Regions from separate parts of the Homo sapiens genome. Here region 1 is linked to region 2. Evidence: chromatin loops called from intact Hi-C (ENCODE). Cell type or tissue: ascending aorta. All regions are shown on one strand. Each heading gives the region's core, and the rest is flanking DNA. Links, peaks and the distances in the headings are about the cores only. Region 1 has its middle 51 kb from the start of AGTR1. Region 2 holds the start of AGTR1 (angiotensin II receptor type 1).

Evidence for each region. A loop is a pair of places that touch in the nucleus more often than their neighbours do. Peaks named below come from ENCODE experiments on the same cell type or tissue, not always from the same donor. Only the 100,000 strongest peaks of a DNase experiment are listed, where the experiment ranks them.
Region 1: a loop joins it to region 2, with 9 times the contacts of the local background. A loop is called at or near these places in 4 of 110 quality-filtered maps.

What each region holds. Positions count from the first base shown.
Region 1 is chr3:148,644,479-148,649,863 of GRCh38, forward strand. No RefSeq gene overlaps it. Among named protein-coding and RNA genes, the nearest start is that of AGTR1, 51 kb to the right of the region's middle. In ascending aorta, for the core only: no CTCF peak of the experiment used is centred there; no DNase peak of the experiment used is centred there; H3K27ac peaks cover 1,542 bases.
Region 2 is chr3:148,695,181-148,700,565 of GRCh38, forward strand. AGTR1 (angiotensin II receptor type 1) reads left to right here and starts at 2,723. Exons shown (of 3, transcript NM_000685.5): 1 at 2,723-2,947. It also overlaps the pseudogene RPL38P1. In ascending aorta, for the core only: no CTCF peak of the experiment used is centred there; a DNase peak (open chromatin) is centred at 2,661; H3K4me3 peaks cover 2,329 bases; H3K27ac peaks cover 606 bases.

The DNA of each region.
Region 1 (5,385 bases), core at 106-5,105, 51 kb before region 2:
TATTTTAAAATAATTTCTTAATCATTTAATATATTGGTTCAGGTATCTTTTATTTTCAGGGTAAGTGCCTTCCAAGTACAATCCTAAGACCCTATGCCAAAAGGTTTCTGGTGAACTTGCCCCACTAATTTCTAATATATTCCCCAAAATGTCTCAGAATTCAGTTGTGGTGGTTGGAAGGGGACAATGTATATGAATTGAAATTCTGACAATCAATAATCTTCCCCCTCTCTTACTCTTCACCACCTAAGGTATCTACATTTTAAATTTAAATTTCATTCCTTCCTTTATTTACGTCAATTAAATAAGTGATCATTATATTCAAGCAGCTTGACTTTTAAAAGACTTCCTTGATGAACTGATTTATAAAGAGACTAATTGCTCTTTAATAATTACTACAGGACTTGTAGGACTCTTCACTCCCTACTTTATTTCATGTGCAACTATTTTATGATTCATTTTCTAAAATGATCAGCCTCATGTATATGGTCCCCACTGCATCTTTGAATCCCAAGTAGGCAAAAATAGCTATGCATATGATAAAAGAAAGATTTGTACCCTGGAGAAATGTATAAAAATTGTACACTGTAATTGTTTCATGTTTTCTAGAAGAGTACATTCCTATGAAAAAGATAAGTTCATTCGGATATAGTCCCCATTAATTTTCATGTTTTTCAAGCAGATACCATCATTTTCCCTGTTCCGGCATCCCTCCAGGAAGCTGCAAGGACTAGGTTAATAAAATAGCTGTGTCAAATGGTTAGCTACCAGGATATCTCAGGGACTGAAATTCCTTTATAACAAAGTTGGAAATACATTGCAGATACCCTCAGAATTTTGGCAACAGGACAGTCAAATAACAGAGGGTTTGGGGGAATATGGAAAAGGATATCTTCTCAGCCTGGATATGTAGCAAAGCCACACAGGTCTGACAGAGAACATAGAGCCCAATCCATTTGCTATTGAGTCCCTTGACACCCTTCCATTTTGGAGAAGAAGTTGAGGGCCTGGAATAACTGAGCAAAGGCTGCACATACACTTGCATGGCATCCCAAGTGTAGCCTCATGTACACATACATGCTCACACTCATAGCATTTTACCATAATATTACCATTATATGCTTTCACGCATATGAATCTAAATGAGCGTGTTTCACTTGAAAAGACAGAGACATTGGCCTTCTCCCTCTGTTTCTTTTCTTCCTCTACCTTCCCTTCCACATGCTCTTTTGACTCACTCTTCCTCTTCCTTCCCTACTTTTCCCTTCCCTGTCCCTTGCTTTCCCTTCAGGCATGCCTCCCATTTCCCCTTCTTCCACATTCCCTTATCACCGTCTCCCTCTTTAGCTTCTTAGGGGCCTGTAAAGGCAACATCCTGAATATGTGGAAACAGTCTCTGGGCATCTTACATTCATTCTATGGCTAATAAAAATTTATCTTGAAACTTAGGATGGTGTTGGAATAGCAGTATTATCACCTTGAGTCAAAGGTAGAACATGGAGAAGAAATTAGGTGTCCTGGCTCCCCCAGGGCCTCCCAGTCTCCCCCAGACACTAGCTCACCTGCCTCCCTTAAGCTGTGCATCTCAAGCTTTCCCCAACCCAAAGGTAATTGCCTTCCCTGTGGACAGCATGGAGCCTCGGGAAGTGTTGCATTTTACAGTCCAAGTTATACCTGGTTCCGGAGCCAGGCTATGATTTCACACATTTCCATTATTGCTTTATCCCTGAGTCAACACAACATCTTTTTCATCACCTCTTGCTGTTTTAATCAGCATTTCAAGGAAGAGAGAGATGTATAGAGGGCTCCATTTGGAGAAAAGGTAATTTAGCTCAGTGTTGCCTGGGGTCAGGTGAGCCTAAAATGTTCATTTATCACCCGCATAAACTACTGAGATTATTCCACTGAAATATCTATCTGAATGTTTGAAAAATCTGTTAAGAATGAATCCTTGAACATCTGAACTCTGCGCCACTTCTCACATACACAAAAGGAATGCAAGATTTTTTTCTAAAGAATGCCGTTTTTGTTTCAGTTTTTTAGTCATTGTACTGCATGTTCTTTTATAGATCATTCTTATTTCTCTTCTGAGAATAGGAAAATGGGAGACACTTTAAGGGATTTTTTTCAATTAAAATGAGTTGGAGAAACTAAGAAATGTAACACTTCATTAGCAAGCATTTAATTCCCTAGCTTTTTATTTTTAAGGAAATTAAAAAACCGTATGCTCTCTGGTACCATTTGTGTTTTTCAACTGCAGTATACATTATAACATAGAACAGGGAATTTTTTGATAAATATGAGGTATTAACAAAAGACTCCAACCAGAATTACTAACTGTGATTTCTGTCATTTAATGCCAATGAGTGTAAGTTGTTGTTTTTGCTTGAGGAAGCAAAAAGAATGATTAAAAAGCATATATTAGAAACTGCACACACTATGGATGTAATGCTTTAGTGTGCTGGCTTGAAATGGTGGATATCAACTATTCTTCTGTGGTACTTCTAGTAAATAAAAATTTACAATAATGTTTATAATAATGCCCTCTATATTATGAAAGTTTACCCATTCATGAAACATTTTGCTTTAAAATGGCATTTTAAAGATTATAATATGATGCAGTAAATTCTAATGCATTCAAAATGGCAGGAGATAATTTTTTGATTAGTTGAGTGATTTCATACCTATTATATACATACTAGAAAATTTTATACAATTCAATTCCAGTCAAAATACATTTTACTCTATGAAACAACATTTAATCCTTTTATGATGATGCTTCAAAATTCATTTGAAGGTCTGGTAGTATGTCGGTTATTGCTACACACAGCCATTCCCATTGTACAATATATGTGTTTACATTCTACCTACTGGGCATTAACGAAGTATGAACTGTTTGAATTTTGCATTAAGGAAAATTTAACACGAATTCAAATTCAACACAACTGAAAAAGCTGTCTTCGGCCTTTCAGACATCAAACCATTGTTGCAACATAAGGCATGTAAGAAACATCTCCACAAGAAGAACAAAAGCTAAATGTCAAAGACTAATATATTATCCTGGAACTAAATTAATATTGCCACATTCTCTTCTAAAGAGAACAATACAATCCCTATCCTTTTTTTTTTTTTTTTTTTTTTTTTTTTTTTGCTTCCTTTTCTTTCTTCTGGTCCTCAGAAGAGGACCAAAATTCTAGTATATTCTGTCTGCATTTTAATCTTTGAATGTGGCATGTCAACTTTATATATGGTATGATATTCACACATATATGCACATAAAATCACTGTATGTGAACCAGCAAAACTCCTAAACAAAGTAAGCCACTTACACCTGATTTCAAAGCCTTCCTAATCTGGTTCATTGAGACCTCTTTCTTTCCTTTTTTTTTTTTTTTTGTTCTTGAGACGGAGTCTCGCTCTGTCACCCAGGCTGGAGTGCAGTGGTGCGATCTCTGCTCACTGCAAGCCCCGCCTCCCAGGTCCCAGGTTCATGCCATTCTCCTGCCTCAGCCTCCCGAGTAGCTGGGATTACAGGCGCCTGGCACCACGCCCGGCTAATTTTTTGTATTTCAAGTGAGGCTTTCAAAATTACTTTTAATTAAAAAAAAAAAAAAAAAAAAAACAGAGCTCCTTTCCAGGTCTCATTAGTCACAGTTCAACTTTTTGTTTTCTTGTTTTCCTCTTTTCCTTCTTTCTTTTCTTCTTTTCTTTAATTGCCAGGAGAATTTCTACTTTCTATTGACTCAGTCAAAGTCCAGGACCACTGCTAAAGGTTTTAAAATACACATCTAAAAACAGTCACAGGTACCTTATTCAATGTTTCCTGCCTTTATTTCCTTTAAATAAAATAGTTTCCATTTTACAAGTCTAAGCAAATATAATGAGCAATTTGTAAGAAAGGGGTGACAATTTAGAAGCAAAGTATATGCATTTTACATGCTGACTACAAAAAAAGATGGAAATTTAGTCAGAGCTCTTTATCTGCCACTTACTATTCTTAGAATAATGGCTGATAATGATAGAAATCACACTGCCTAACGGCACTATTAACATCTTCCATGTTAGCTCACACTCTATATATGAGGTCTTTTTGTAAATTTGTTAAGTTCTATATGGGTTTTCTATGCAAAAAGAAAGAAAGAAAGAAAAGAAAAAAACAACACGACAATTTGGGGGTTAAATTTATGAGCCACAAACATTCACCAGCTTGCAAATTGCCCTTCATCTTTAGTCTTCTTTTGTTAAAACTAGAAGATCTTGACTTAGTATTCAATTTTTTTACCTAATCTATGAAATTTCTTATGAACCTAGAAAGTCATTAAGCAGTACAATAATCATCAGATGTATTTATCTTTCTAAGCCAATGTGAGGACAAGAAACAGGATGACAGTGATACATATGTCCTTTTAGAGGCGCAATTTCGTAGACTCTGGGTATTAGTCATTCAGCATTGATGTGAATACATGTGCATTTTTATTAAAGATACAAGATATCATGAACAAAATGTCTTAAGTGAAAAGTGGGTTTTTTTTTGGTTGGGGGTAATTTTTGGAAGGACACAATTTATAGAAAGAACACCAATTGAAAAATTGAATCTACAATTAGTTACATAGCTGTTTTCCCTGACGAATATTTGTACCATTTATTTTGGCCAGTTTCTGATTTTTTTATGATGAATCATGGGCCTTTGCAGAAAAAAAAATGCTGAGGTCTCTTGGCCAAGATGATTACAGCTGGAAAGAATGGATTCATTTCTTGAAGATGAAGAAGTTAAAACACAGTTGTCATAACTTGAATTTCAAAAAGGATCTGCTGCCTAAGAGATATGGCATTTTTTGTTTGCTGCAGTTAAATGGTAAACACAAATAATTTGTAGTAGTGGTTCTCAATTTATTGTTTATAAACCATTCTTAATTTAAATCAACAGAATAAGTTCCAACAATGCATTCGTAACTGAGTTCTTGGGAGCTCAGACATATTTTACTGTAGACAAAATGTTATGAAGGTTGTTGAGGCAGCTAAACAAGACCACAAAACTGATTTCATATTGTCCATCACTTTGACATATGTTTATCAAGCACCAATCAGGCACAATCTAATAAACAGGATGTTAATATAATAGATAAGGCCCCTCACCGCAAGAAGCATAGAATTTATAACAAGAATATCCAGGCTTTTCAACAGTCATCTATATGAATGACCAAACAAAAAACAAAAGTTCTGGGAAGATAATTCAAACTGAAGAAAAAGAAAGTCTCTAAACATGTACAATTAAGTATATTGATTATTTGTAATAATCTTCTGTCATTATAAAAATTGATCTAAGCTTGTTTGCATGACACCCACATAGTAGTGAAACAAGTAGAGCTGCAGGCAGATATTTAG
Region 2 (5,385 bases), core at 222-5,221:
CATTGATCTTTCTATCTATTGCTATGCCAGTACCACATTGTCTTGTTTATTGTAATTTTGCAGTAAATTTTGAAATTGGTAAGTTTGTTCTTTTTCAGAATTGTCTTGACTATTCTGGGCCCCTCGCACTGCTACATGTTTTTAGGATAACTCCATTCATTTCTGCAATAAAAGCTTGCTGGGTTTTGATAGAGATTTTGTTTAACCTGTAGATCATTTGAAGATTAATGCCATTGTAACGATATTAAATCTTTCAATCCAAGAACATGGAATGTCATTCCATTTATTTAGGTCTACCTTATTTCAACAATTCTTTTTGTTTGTTTTCAGACTACAAGTTTTAGATCCTTTTGTTAAATTTATTTCTTAGGGTTTTTTTTGTTTTGTTTTGTTTTGTTGGTTGGTTGGTTTGTTTTGAGATGGAGTCTCACTCTGTCACCCAGGCTGGAGTGCAGTGGCACAATCTCAGCTCACAGCAACCTCTACCTCCTGGGTTCAAGCGATTCTTCTGCCTCAGCCTCCTCCTCCTGAGTAGCTGGAACTACAGGCATGCACCACCACGCCTGGCTTTTTTTTTTTTTTTTTCTTTTGCATTTTTAGTAGAGACAGGGTTTCACGATGTTGGCCAGCCTGGTCTCGAATCCCTGACCTTGTGATTCACCCACCTCGGCCTCCCAAAGTGCTGAGATTACAGGAGTGAGCCACTACACCAGGTCATTTCTTAGTATTTTTACTCTTTTGATCTATAGTAAGTAAAATTGTTTTTATCTTTGAATTTTTAAATTTTTAACACAGTTCAAATCAGTGTGTCTGATTTCATCTCCTTCTCTAACAAACCAGGGTGCCAGAACTGCTTCAGTTTCTCTGCCTTCTCTTTGTCTATGATGACTAATGTATGAAGGTATCTGCTGCATCAAACTTTAAACTTCACATTATCCTTATTTCTCTTGACCTTGACAGATCTGGCATCTTTTCACCTGGCTGTAAGCAGAAAGTCCTTGATCTCCTTAACTTTTTGAGGCATGGCAGCATGTGAGGCAGGGAGAGGACACAGACCCACACAGCAAGTGGTGAGAAGCCAACAGTGGAATTGTTTTCTTAATTCCATTTGTTGATTGTTTATTGCTAGTGTATAGAAATACAACTGATTTTTGTATATTGATCTTGTATTCTAAAAACTTGCTCAACTTGTTTCTTAGTTCTAATAGTTAATTAATTGATTCCTTAGGGCTTTTTAATACAAGATCATGTCATCTACAAATAGAAATTGTTTTACTTTCTTTCTAATCTGGATGCCATTTATCTTTTTTTCTTGTCCAATTGCCCTCACTAGAACCTTTAGTACAAAGTTAAATAGAAATGGGAAGACTAGACATTTTGTCTTGTTCCTGATCTTAGACATAAAAACGTTGTCTTCCGTTATTATGTGTGATATTAGTTAAGTTTTTCATAAATAAACTTCACAGTTTGAGGAAGTTCCTATTCCTAGTTTGTTGAGTGTTAGCATGAAAAAGTGTTGAATTTTGTCCAATAGTTTTTAAAAATTTTTTTAGACAATCATGTAGGCTTTGTCCATTTTTTACTTCTTTAAATTTATTTTTATTGATACACAATAGATGTACACTTTTTAGGTACATGCAATAATTTAATGCCCCTCACTATAAATTCGGAGCTGCCTCCTCGCCGATGATTCCAGCGCCTGACAGCCAGGACCCCAGGCAGCAGCGAGTGACAGGACTTTTTAGGTACATGCAATAATTTAATGCATTCATATAAAGATCAAATCAGTGCAATTGGCATATCCATCACCTTAAATATTTGTCTTTTCTTCATGCTAGAAACATTCAAGTTATTTTCTCCTAGCTACTCTGAAATATACAATAGATTACTGTAAACTACAGTCACCCTACTCACCTATCTAACATTAATTGATTTTTGGTAAACTAATCTAATCTTGCTTTCTGGCATCAACCTCACTTGACCATGGTGTATAGTCCCTTTCATATGTTATTGGATTCAATTTGCCTACATTTTGTTGAGAATTTTTATCTATACTCTTAAGAAATATTGATCTGTAGTCTCGTGATGTCTTTATCTGGTTTTGTTATCAGGGTGATACTGGCCTCATAGCATGAGTTGGGAGATCATCCTTACTCTTCTATTTTTTGGAAGAGTTTGTGAAGAATTGATATTATTTCTTCTTTAAATATTTATTGGGTTTTTAAAATACATTTTTAAAATGCAACTTGGGTAGCATGTCCAATAGGAACAAATGAGTGTCCACCCTTGAATTTCATAACCCTGGAATTAATCCATGTAATCTATGATCCACAACTGTATTACCAAAGTTCGAGTTACTCATAGGAAAGAGAAAGAAGTTCTCTAATTCGTCCTTAAAAGTTTTCCAAGTTCAGAAAAAAAAAATGTTGAAGAACACGAATCTCCGCAGGAAATGATACTCCTGTACCCCCAGCTCGCTCTCCCTCACGACCCCTCGCTAGGCGGGGTTCGGGACCAGGTGAACGCTGATCTGATAGTTGACACGGGACGACTGTGGCATCATCCTTGCTGCCGTCAATATCCCGAGAGGGAGGAGGTTGGGCCGGGAGGGTCTCCCGGGGCGGGGCGGAGGAGGAGGGAATGCAAAACAGAGCCTCGTCCCCGGAACCCAAGAAGCAGCAACGCCCCTCACTATAAATTCGGAGCTGCCTCCTCGCCAATGATTCCAGCGCCTGACAGCCAGGACCCCAGGCAGCAGCGAGTGACAGGACGTCTGGACCGGCGCGCCGCTAGCAGCTCTGCCGGGCCGCGGCGGTGATCGATGGGGAGCGGCTGGAGCGGACCCAGCGAGTGAGGGCGCACAGCCGGGACGCCGAGGCGGCGGGCGGGAGACCCGCACCAGCGCAGCCGGCCCTCGGCGGGACGTGACGCAGCGCCCGGGGCGCGGGTGAGTCCGCGCGGACCGCCAGGCATGCTTGGGGGACTTCAAGGGCGGGGTGCTAAGTTTCATGTCACGGTGTCCTAACTGCTGGCTCTATACTGGGAAGCTCTCGGGGACCAAGGAAAGAGCGACCGTAGTTCTGGTCAGCGCCTGCCCCTGGAGCTGGCCACACTTTCCCAAATCAGGTGAGGGGCTTCTGGAATGGGAGGGAACAAGGTAGGTTTGTTTGCCACGTGCCTCGAAATTCTCAATCCATTTTAACCAAACTCTTCCGAGTGCAAGGAAGAAATCTACAGAAATAAGATGCAATTCAATAAACTTTCTTCCTGAGGCTTTTAGTTAACTCTTGTATTTTAGCCATCATCTGAGCGGGAAGCCGGTATGACTCTGCAAGGCGTTCGTTTAAAAGTTGTGCTACTTTTGAGGTGAAGTTAAGAGTGTCTCCATCCACGCCCTCTGCTTCCCAGTCAATGTCCCTGCACTGCTCACGTCCCTTTAGCTCTCTCCCTGCAAACCATAGCGGTGGGTCCTAGACACGGGACATCGCTCCAACCTTGGCCAAACTCTCCCACCCTCAGGGTTCCCAGATGTCCTTTGAATAATCAAACTGAGGAAGGAGAAGCAAGATGTCTCCACACCCCAATCCCTACAGCCTTAGCCAATGCATGTGTGTAACTGAGACAGAATTTTAGCAAAAGGTCTCCTGCTTCCAGGACTAAACAGAGCCTCTGGCAGGCCACTGCCCGACACCCAACTCCATCCTCCAATTTTCTTAAATGTCCAGGTAAACATCTCCATAGTGCCAGCCTGCTATAGTCTCCCGAAGACCTCAGCAATTCTTCCCCAAAGCGTCTCCTTCTGCACCGTTTTTTTCTTTGGGCAACCATTTGTGACCTGGCTATTGAGCCCACCTGGGCCTCTTCTCTTTGTTTGCTGATAGCCTCGTTAAGTATTAAAAACCTACTCCCCCCCTTCAGGAGCCCTCTTTTAATGAAAGTTTGGGTACTGGGATCAGATTTGGGACTTGGCTACATTTATTTCCTGTGTCATTCTGAGAAGAGAAAGTAATAGAGGCAAGAAATTTGGCACCCTATTGATCTATTTTATTACTTTGTTGAGCAACTTGTGCTTCCCGCTGAAGATGCTGCATCCCAACATGATTCTCTTATTATTAGTTACCACCTGAGGGTTTTGGATCTCCAGGTGTTTATTTCACATAGCATATGCTTTAACCCCCTTATAAGTCTTCTCTAAGGAAGAAACTGCCATACTTCCCTTGTCTTCTCCGGTGTTTCCCTAGCTATAAAGGCCCCACCTGCATAACCTGTCCTCAGGCTGTGATGTATTCCCGGGTGCCCTGGTACCTTCTCCTTCCTCTCCACCACCCTTCCTGACAGTGCAGGGGCAGGAAAGCATGGGGAGAAGGGAAATGGAGACTCCCACTTAACTTGCTGTGTGATAGTAAGAGCATTATTTCACAACTCTGAACCTCAAGTCTCTGCCCATAAGGTTCCCTCCAGTGATATAATTCCTTAATTTCTTTTGTTTTGGTTATTGCTTTAAAATAAAAGTCTAAGCTTAAGGCTAGGTTATAGAAACTGCCCATCATAATTGCTAGGTCTCAACATTTGCTTAAGTTTTGTGATTCTTAGTTTCAAGTCTGTTACCCACTCTCTCTCCCCGCCACCTTTTTTCCCCCTGACTTCATTGTTCTTTGTTCCCATCCTGAGGCCTTGATTTCTGGTTCTGCTCTTCTTTGACCTTAAACTGAATCAACTCTTCCATCATCCAACTCAGAATAAAATTGGTTTTCTTCCACCGGTTCCACTGATGCCAATGGAAGACTTGTCTTCCTTGCGATTTGCAAAATGTCTTTCAGTCACAGGTGCTGCGGCAATGCTGCTGTCCCACAGCATTCTAAGCTTCAGTCTTTCTCTCTCTTATCGTGGGTCAGTATTCAGAAAAGGGCAGATTTGTGGGTTGTTCAGGTTTCTCACTTTTCTTTTTCTTCTTTCTAGTTTGGGATCAGAGTTGTGTGAGTATTTGTGTATATAATTTTGTTTTGGTTTTTTGTTCCTGCTGCTACTTACGACTGCTGTTATTATTTCAATTATGACTAATTAATACTAATGACTAATTTTCCCCTATGCTAGAGGGAAAATAAGGAAGAAAAGTTTACTCTGCTACTTACCCAAAGCCCAGGTAAAATGCTTAGCTGAGAAGGAATTTAAAACTCATAGTTTAAATGCATGATGCATGTCTGCTGTCATTTTATCTGTGCTGCCACAGTGTCCTTTCAAGCAGATAACTGAGAGTTGCTGTATTTTGCTTTCGAATTTGTTACAGGGACAAAAATAGTGACCCCTCACATTTAGGTGTTTTGGCTGCTTAATGCGAGCTCCTGCCCTCTAGCCGCATGCTTATTAGTTTACCTAGCCCTTTTT